2 separate regions of the Homo sapiens genome follow, and region 1 is linked to region 2. Evidence: chromatin contacts called from ENCODE Hi-C or POLR2A ChIA-PET data. All regions are on one chromosome and are shown on one strand. Each heading gives the region's core, a stretch centred on a gene start or an enhancer-like site at or near the end of the contact. The rest is flanking DNA. Distances are from core to core; before and after follow the strand shown. Region 1 holds the start of AIF1 (allograft inflammatory factor 1). Region 2 holds the start of HLA-B (major histocompatibility complex, class I, B).

The links. A loop is a pair of places that touch in the nucleus more often than their neighbours do. ChIA-PET counts read pairs that join two places held with the same protein, here RNA polymerase II (POLR2A). Pooled maps may share reads with other maps.
Region 1: a pooled map shows a loop between it and region 2 (7-fold over the local background). The contact joins the promoter of AIF1 here to the promoter of HLA-B in region 2. A Hi-C loop is called at or near these places in 1 of 37 single-sample maps with no recorded cell type and 7 of 50 pooled maps. POLR2A ChIA-PET finds 5 or more read pairs at or near these places in 1 of 52 experiments (GM12878).

The regions. Positions count from the first base shown.
Region 1 is chr6:31,613,752-31,619,654 of GRCh38, reverse strand. AIF1 (allograft inflammatory factor 1) reads right to left here and starts at 4,421. Exons shown (of 6, transcript NM_001623.5): 1 at 4,301-4,421; 2 at 4,073-4,134; 3 at 3,919-3,985; 4 at 3,510-3,551; 5 at 3,149-3,311; 6 at 2,640-2,839. The coding sequence starts at 4,325. The coding sequence ends at 2,755. RefSeq lists enhancers at 3,155-3,655, 3,656-4,156.
Region 2 is chr6:31,355,055-31,358,428 of GRCh38, reverse strand. HLA-B (major histocompatibility complex, class I, B) reads left to right here and starts at 1,250. Exons shown (of 8, transcript NM_005514.8): 1 at 1,250-1,343; 2 at 1,472-1,741; 3 at 1,987-2,262; 4 at 2,837-3,112; 5 at 3,206-3,322. The coding sequence starts at 1,271. It overlaps MIR6891 (microRNA 6891), which reads left to right and starts at 3,113; the gene lies at 3,113-3,205. RefSeq lists an enhancer at 1,184-1,807.

The DNA of each region.
Region 1 (5,903 bases), core at 3,172-5,671, 260 kb before region 2:
TAAGGCCTGGCGCGGTGGCTCACGCCTGTAATCCCAGCACTTTGGGAGGCCTAGGCAGGTGGATCACGAGATCAGGAGTTCAAGACCAGCCTGGCCAACATGATGAAACCCCATTTCTACTAAAAATACAAAAATTTGCCCTACGTGGTGGCGGGCGCCTGTAATCCCAACTACTCGGGAAGCTGAGGCAGAGAATTCCTTGAACCAGGGAGGCGGAGGTTGCACTCCAGCCTGGGTGACAGAGCAAGACTACGTCTCAAAAAAAAAAAAAAAAAAAAAAAAAAAAGAAGGATGGGCGCGGTGGCTCACGCCTGTAATCCCAGCACTTTGGGAGGCTCAGGCGGGCGGATCACCTGAGGTCACGAGTTCGAGACCAGCCTGACCAACATGGAGAAACCCCGTCTCTACTAAAAATACAATTACCCAGGCGTGGTGGCGCATGCCTATGATCCCAGCTACTCGGGAGGCTGAGTCGGGAGAATCGCTTGAACCTGGGAGGCGGAGGTTGTGGTGAGCCAAGATCGTGCCATTGCACTCCAGCCTGGGCAACAAGAGCGAAACTCTATCTCAAAAAAAAAAAAAAAAGAAAGAAGTAGAGAAATAAAATATGATTATGCCTGGGGTGATTGAGAAATGTTTCTAGAAAAACTCTTATTAAGAGATATGAGGCCGGGCGTGGTGGCTTATGCCTGTAGTCCTGGCACTTTGGGAGGCTGAGGCGGGCAGATCACAAGGTCAAGAAATGGAGACCATCCTGGCCAACATGGCAAAACCCCGTCTCTACTAAAAATACAAAAATTAGCTGGACTGGTGGCGCGTGCCTGTAGTCTCAGCTACTTGGGAGGCTGAGGCAGGAGAATCGCTTGAACCTGGGAGACGGAGGTTGCAGTGAGCTGAGATCACGCCACTGCACTCCAGCCTAGCGACAGAGTGAGACTACGTCTCAAAAAAAAAAAAAAAAGAAAAAGAAGAAAAAAAGGGCCGGGAGCGGGAGCAGTGGCTCACGCCTGTAATCCCAGCACTTTGAGAGGCCAAGGTGGGTGGGTCACCTGAGGTCAGGAGTTGGAGACCAGCCTGGCCAACATGAGACTCCATCTCAGGAAAAAAAAAAAAAAATGATATGAAGAATGATCGGAGTAGATATCTGTCAAAAATATATAAATAAATAGATATGAAGAACGAGTTAGAACTTACCCAAGTTTCAGAAGAAGGTGTACATCTCAGGTGCAGAGAACAGATTAGTGGAGGCATGAGTTTGGGGGCCTGTGCCTAGGCTGATATGGCTAAATAAAGGAGGCGGCTTATTCATTATGAAAAGTGAAGGCAGAAAAGTTTGCGGAAATCAGATGAGAATTTTAGTCAGAGGCTCAGTAAGATTTAAGATGACTTCTGTTTTCAAACTTCCAAAATGATTCTCTTCTCCCTTCTCCCCGGCCGGCTACCACACATACCGTTTTGTTACCCTTTGCAGCAAAATTCTTAAAAGGGATGTCCATAGTCATTGTCTCCAATGAGTTTCTCCTTCCAGTCTTTTTTTTTTTTTTTTTTTTTTTTTGAGACAGAGTCTCACTCTTGTCACCCAGGCTGGAGTGCCATGGCGTGATCTCGGCTCACCGCAACCTCCACCTCCCGGGTTCAAGCGATTCTCCTGCCTCAGTCTCCCGAGTAGCTGGGATTACAGGCACCTGCCACCATGCCCAGCTAATTTTTTGTATTTTAGTAGAGATGGGGTTTCACCATGTTGGCCAGGCTGGTCTCCAACTCCTGATTTCAGGTAATCTGCCCGCTTCGGCCTCCTGAAGTGCTGGGATTACAGGCGTGAGCCACCACGCCCAGCTGTAAATTCTTTGCTTTATTTAATAGCACCAGTTCTTTCATTCATCTACCCATTCAAGTGTTTTTTGTTTGTTTGTATGTTCGGTTTTTTTTTTTTGAGACGGAGTTCGCTTTTTAGTTGCCCAGGCTGGAGTGCAATGATGCGATCTCGGATCACCACAACCTCCACCTCCTGGGTTCAAGAGATTCTCCTGCCTCAGCTTCCCAAGTAGCTGGGATTACAGGCATGCGCCACCACACCAGGCTAATTTTGTATTTTTAGTAGAGACGGGGTTTCTTCATGTTCGTCAGGCTGGTCTCGAACTCCTGACCTCAGGTGATCTGCCCACCCCATCCTCCCAAAGTGCTGGGATTACAGGCATAAGCCATCGGCCCCGGCTCATTCAAGTTTTAAACATTATTGAGGGCTTATGATATGTCAGGCACAATAGCATAGGTCACTTTATCCCCATTTTTAGAAAAAAGCCTCACAGAGGCTGAGTGATTTGTCAAAGTGACAAAGCTTATAGTGGTGGAGAATGTTGGTTCATGGTATTCCTTGCTCTTCATGAAATCTGTCATGGGCCTGAGTACCTTGTTTGGACATGTGTTTTTGACCTGCCTGCATTCTTTGAGGTTAAGGCTGTCTTACACAGCTGGAATCCCCCTTGGTGCGTGAAACCATCTGCTGTAGTGGACACACTATAGCGTTGTTGATGGATTGTTCATATGGCCAAATCCTTGCCACCTTTCCCTCAAGACCTGTCTCTCCTTCCCAAACCCAGGAAAAAAATCACCCAAATAAAAACTAAGCTGACTTGATCTGGAGGAGGGGGTAATTTATTTAATTTGTTGACTCTGGCTTACAATTTTGTCTTCTGTTTCCATATCTGGGTCATTAGAAGCCCCTTCAATCCCATCATCCCTTTTCCCTTCAAATCAGGGCAACTCAGAGATAGCTTTCTTGGCTGGGGGGCCTGTTGGCTTTTCCTTTTCTCTCGCTTTTTCCTCATACATCAGGATCCTGGTTGAGATGGGAAGAGGCACAGGGATCAGGGAACACTCCTCTCAAGGGAATAAATCATAGGGTGCTAGGAAAGGCTAGAAGGGGATGGGGATGTGAGGGTGGAAGGGGGAAGAGGAAGGGCAGGGGTTGGAGTTTCTGGGGACCAGGACTATGGATAGGGATGGGGTCGGGACCTTGGAAGGGTCCCTCTAAGGATGGAAGAAGGGATGATGGGCAACGTGTAGAAATGTTGAGCCTGTGGACAAGGGTAGGGATGGGGGAGGAGAAAACAGGTAAGTACAGGGGAGGTTGGAAATTGACACTCACATTTTTAGGATGGCAGATCTCTTGCCCAGCATCATCCTGAGAAAGTCAGGGTAGCTGAACGTCTCCCCGGAGCCACTGGACACCTCTCCAATTAATTTCTTTAGCTCTAGGTGAGTCTTGGGGACTCCAAGTTTCTCCAGCATTCGTTTCAGGGACATGATATCTGGGGGCAGAGGATGGGGATGGGGAGAAGGTGGGGAGACCCTCTCTCTCCTCTCCCACTTCCGCATCCCCATTCTCCTTCCTCCCACTGTGGTAGGTGGGCCCCCTCCCAAATCATGAGGAATGGAGCATGTAGGAGAGACCTCTGTCTTCTTAGGCCTGCACACCACCCTGCCCCCGCAAATCACCCGTTTCTCACCAATATCGCCATTTCCATTAAGGTCAAACTCCATGTATTTCTCTGGGTGAGGGGAGAGAGCAGAAGGGATAAGCGCTGACTGGAGGGTTTTCAGCAGGGGACTGAGGAAGGGGTTGCCAACCAACTGCTAGGTGGAGGAGACAACGTGGAAGGAGGAGGAGGGGCAGGCAGAGGAAGTGGGGTTGGGGAGTTGAGGGGCCCCGCTAGGGTGTAAGGAGCTAGAGGGGATGCTGAGAGAGGCAGGCCCGGGAAAGGGACCGCAGTGTGGCAGGAGGGCAATAAAGGCAGGTTCCCCTTTTGCTACCACAAAAGTAAACTTTTTATCTCTGCTGTTCCTGCCTTGTTCTTGTGGAAATCCTAACCCTCCTACCCCCAGCCCTGTCTCCACCGCCTACAGTTTCCCCCTCACCTTTGAAGCCTTCCAGTTTGGAGGGCAGATCCTCATCACTGCTATATTTGGGATCGTCTAGGAATTGCTATGGAGGGGAAAATAAGAGCCAGGGTAGGCCCTCCCCATCCACGCCCCATCCCCCTGGCTCTGCCCCCTTAGTTCTTCCTTCTACCTTGTTGATCTCATCCAGCCTCTCTTCCTGCTGGGCCTTCAGCAGTCCGAAAGCTTTTCCTCCTGTGGGGTGAAAAAAATTAATCAGCCCTCATCCCTCCCTTCCTCTCCTTACCCTGACACCAGCCCGGGCTACCCTAGGCCAGCTGACTGCCCTCCTAGCCCACAGCCCAGGTCTGTCCATCTCATTCCTCCGATCTAATGCCGCTGCCTATCCCACCCTCCCTACCCTGTAAATCCCTGGTTTGGCTCATAGCTCAGCAGATGCTGGTAGAGGTGGGGAGACAGACCAAGCTGGAGGCCTCTGTCTGCAGGCTCTCCTTCTCTCCCACCAGTCTTCTCAGAAGCCTTCCTCCCAAACTTCCCCTTTCCCCTCATTCCTTCCTCCTCTGCCTCCCAGACCTCACTTCCCCATCAGGTTCTGCTGACACTAGCACCCCAGGAAGGAGGGGGAGCCTGGTGTGAAATGCAGATTAGAAAATAACATTCTCCCAAATTCCTCTTAAATGAGAGCCCAGTGTGCGCATGAAACAAATATTTTGATAAGCCACTGGAGGTGTGCAGGAAGGGCAGGAAGACACCAGGGATATTTATTCTCAGGAACTAGTATTTTTGAACAGGTCCAAGGTTCAGGTAATGATAAGACCTTGCATTTTGTCAGGTTTCATGAGTCTGGGCAGGCAGCTGTGGATAGGAAGACAAGGAAGGGCTGGCTGAATTTTTCTGCTCTGTAGATCGGAGAAGAATCTGAAGTCTGCTGGCAGCTCCAGGAGGGTGACAAGATGGGCACAGGGTTTAGAAAGGGAGAGAAACCTCACTCCCAGCCTGGCAGCTCCAAGGAGGCCCTTAAAAATATGGAAATGTCTAACAAAACATTTTAATTTGTTTGCTTTAGAATGTGCAACGTAACCCTCTCATCTTATCTCCTTTGAAATCTTTAGTAAAATCTATAGAGATCAGGAATTTAAGAGTTTAAGTAGATTCTTTGGAGGAACTGAAAGTGGTACTTAAAGAAACAGCGTTTGTGGACAGAAGAGCCAGGGAGTGAGGCTGACATCAGGTTTGCACACTGCACGTGCGTGCACACATGCAGGCATGTTTGTGTGATGGTGGTGCTGGTCACTGTGGGTTCAACAGAGTGGATGATAGCCTCTGACACATGCCTCCCTAGGCATAACCTTTATCCCCTCTGTCACTCTGTTTGGCCAGTCGCTTCTTGGAGAGGTGAGGACAGCACATTTCCCTCATTGAGATTTCCTGGTCCAAACTCCCTGCCCAGGGCTCCATCTACCCTGCCCCGGCATTGATGAAGACACCTTTCCTTCTCCCTTCCCCCCAACATATTTCCTTTTCTGTAGCTGGGAGTTTTCACTTCTCACTGCCCTCTCCCTGACCCAAGCCAGGTAGGGGAGATGCTGGAGTGGCCTCTGGCTGCTGCTGCTGCTTTTTTTTTTTTTTTTGAGTCGGAGTCTTGCTCTGTCGCCCAGGCGGGAGTGCAATGGTGCAATCTCGGCTCACTGCAACCACTGCCTCCTGGGTTCAAGCAATTCTCCTACCTCAGCCTCCTGAGTAGCTGGGACTACAGGCGCCCACCACCACGCCCAGCTAATTTTTGTATTTTTAGTACAGATGGGGTTTCGCCATGTTGGCCAGGATGGTCTCTATCTCTTGACCTTGTGATCCACCCACCTCAGCCTCCCAAAGTGCTGGGATTACAGGCATGAGCCACTGCACCTGGCTGGACTCTGGCTTCTTGACTTCCCTTTATTGCAGCTACATTCTCCTGCTGCAGAGAGAGCTGCAACCCTGTACTCCCAATGTTCTCAGTGCCT
Region 2 (3,374 bases), core at 1-2,500:
GACAGTGTTAGTGCCACAATTCAGGAGTGACAGGGTGGCGGGGACTAAGGGGAGCGGGGGTGTGAGGGATGAGAGGGGCAGACAGAAGGGCTGGAGAGGCAGGAGGTGAGGAAAAGGAGCAGGAGAAAGAATTCTAAAGCAGTGGAAGAGCCTGGCAGAGGGTTCTTTGCATTCGGTATTTAATACATTTTGTTGGACTTCCTAAAAACTAATTGGCTCCTTATGATTAAAAAAAAAAAGAGTTACAAAAATACCAAGTGTTCAGATAAAATACGCACACTGCTTGGATGTGCAGAGTTCAGGAAAACAGGCAGTGCTTCAGCGTCGGTGAAGAGCATTGGGACTGCATGGAGCACTCGCAACTTTGAGGTGATGACTACAGGCTCCCGGTTGCAATAGACAGTAACAAACCCTGCTTCTTTATATTCAGGAGATGTTCTGGACTCACACAGGGAAACTCAGGGTGGGGAATGAAGATAATTTTAAATGCAACAACCCAGAGTTACAGATCCACAGTCTGGGAAAGTAAAACTTAGGAGCTTTGAGAGTTTAATTGTAATGCTGTTTTGACACAGGTCTTTTACAAATTGGAATTCTAATCATTCAGGGATTACCAATATTGTGCTACCTACTGTATTAACAAACAAAAAGGAAACTGGTCTCTATGAGAATCCCTATGCGGTGCCTTCAGAGAAAACTTCACCAGGTTTAAAGAGAAAACCCCTGTCTCTACACCTCCATTCCCAGGGCGAGCTCACTCTCTGGCATCAAGTTCCCCGTGCTCAGTTTCCCTACACAAGAGTCCAAGAGGAGAGGTAAGGAGTGGGAGGCAGGGAGTCCAGTTCAGGGACAGGGATTCCAGGACGAGAAGTGAAGGGGAAGGGGCTGGGCGCAGCCTGGGGGTCTCTCCCTGGTTTCCACAGACAGATCCTTGTCCAGGACTCAGGCAGACAGTGTGACAAAGAGGCTTGGTGTAGGAGAAGAGGGATCAGGACGAAGTCCCAGGTCCCGGACGGGGCTCTCAGGGTCTCAGGCTCCGAGGGCCGCGTCTGCAATGGGGAGGCGCAGCGTTGGGGATTCCCCACTCCCCTGAGTTTCACTTCTTCTCCCAACTTGTGTCGGGTCCTTCTTCCAGGATACTCGTGACGCGTCCCCACTTCCCACTCCCATTGGGTATTGGATATCTAGAGAAGCCAATCAGCGTCGCCGCGGTCCCAGTTCTAAAGTCCCCACGCACCCACCCGGACTCAGAGTCTCCTCAGACGCCGAGATGCTGGTCATGGCGCCCCGAACCGTCCTCCTGCTGCTCTCGGCGGCCCTGGCCCTGACCGAGACCTGGGCCGGTGAGTGCGGGTCGGGAGGGAAATGGCCTCTGCCGGGAGGAGCGAGGGGACCGCAGGCGGGGGCGCAGGACCTGAGGAGCCGCGCCGGGAGGAGGGTCGGGCGGGTCTCAGCCCCTCCTCACCCCCAGGCTCCCACTCCATGAGGTATTTCTACACCTCCGTGTCCCGGCCCGGCCGCGGGGAGCCCCGCTTCATCTCAGTGGGCTACGTGGACGACACCCAGTTCGTGAGGTTCGACAGCGACGCCGCGAGTCCGAGAGAGGAGCCGCGGGCGCCGTGGATAGAGCAGGAGGGGCCGGAGTATTGGGACCGGAACACACAGATCTACAAGGCCCAGGCACAGACTGACCGAGAGAGCCTGCGGAACCTGCGCGGCTACTACAACCAGAGCGAGGCCGGTGAGTGACCCCGGCCCGGGGCGCAGGTCACGACTCCCCATCCCCCACGTACGGCCCGGGTCGCCCCGAGTCTCCGGGTCCGAGATCCGCCTCCCTGAGGCCGCGGGACCCGCCCAGACCCTCGACCGGCGAGAGCCCCAGGCGCGTTTACCCGGTTTCATTTTCAGTTGAGGCCAAAATCCCCGCGGGTTGGTCGGGGCGGGGCGGGGCTCGGGGGACTGGGCTGACCGCGGGGCCGGGGCCAGGGTCTCACACCCTCCAGAGCATGTACGGCTGCGACGTGGGGCCGGACGGGCGCCTCCTCCGCGGGCATGACCAGTACGCCTACGACGGCAAGGATTACATCGCCCTGAACGAGGACCTGCGCTCCTGGACCGCCGCGGACACGGCGGCTCAGATCACCCAGCGCAAGTGGGAGGCGGCCCGTGAGGCGGAGCAGCGGAGAGCCTACCTGGAGGGCGAGTGCGTGGAGTGGCTCCGCAGATACCTGGAGAACGGGAAGGACAAGCTGGAGCGCGCTGGTACCAGGGGCAGTGGGGAGCCTTCCCCATCTCCTATAGGTCGCCGGGGATGGCCTCCCACGAGAAGAGGAGGAAAATGGGATCAGCGCTAGAATGTCGCCCTCCGTTGAATGGAGAATGGCATGAGTTTTCCTGAGTTTCCTCTGAGGGCCCCCTCTTCTCTCTAGACAATTAAGGAATGACGTCTCTGAGGAAATGGAGGGGAAGACAGTCCCTAGAATACTGATCAGGGGTCCCCTTTGACCCCTGCAGCAGCCTTGGGAACCGTGACTTTTCCTCTCAGGCCTTGTTCTCTGCCTCACACTCAGTGTGTTTGGGGCTCTGATTCCAGCACTTCTGAGTCACTTTACCTCCACTCAGATCAGGAGCAGAAGTCCCTGTTCCCCGCTCAGAGACTCGAACTTTCCAATGAATAGGAGATTATCCCAGGTGCCTGCGTCCAGGCTGGTGTCTGGGTTCTGTGCCCCTTCCCCACCCCAGGTGTCCTGTCCATTCTCAGGCTGGTCACATGGGTGGTCCTAGGGTGTCCCATGAAAGATGCAAAGCGCCTGAATTTTCTGACTCTTCCCATCAGACCCCCCAAAGACACACGTGACCCACCACCCCATCTCTGACCATGAGGCCACCCTGAGGTGCTGGGCCCTGGGTTTCTACCCTGCGGAGATCACACTGACCTGGCAGCGGGATGGCGAGGACCAAACTCAGGACACTGAGCTTGTGGAGACCAGACCAGCAGGAGATAGAACCTTCCAGAAGTGGGCAGCTGTGGTGGTGCCTTCTGGAGAAGAGCAGAGATACACATGCCATGTACAGCATGAGGGGCTGCCGAAGCCCCTCACCCTGAGATGGGGTAAGGAGGGGGATGAGGGGTCATATCTCTTCTCAGGGAAAGCAGGAGCCCTTCAGCAGGGTCAGGGCCCCTCATCTTCCCCTCCTTTCCCAGAGCCGTCTTCCCAGTCCACCGTCCCCATCGTGGGCATTGTTGCTGGCCTGGCTGTCCTAGCAGTTGTGGTCATCGGAGCTGTGGTCGCTGCTGTGATGTGTAGGAGGAAGAGTTCAGGTAGGGAAGGGGTGAGGGGTGGGGTCTGGGTTTTCTTGTCCCACTGGGGGTT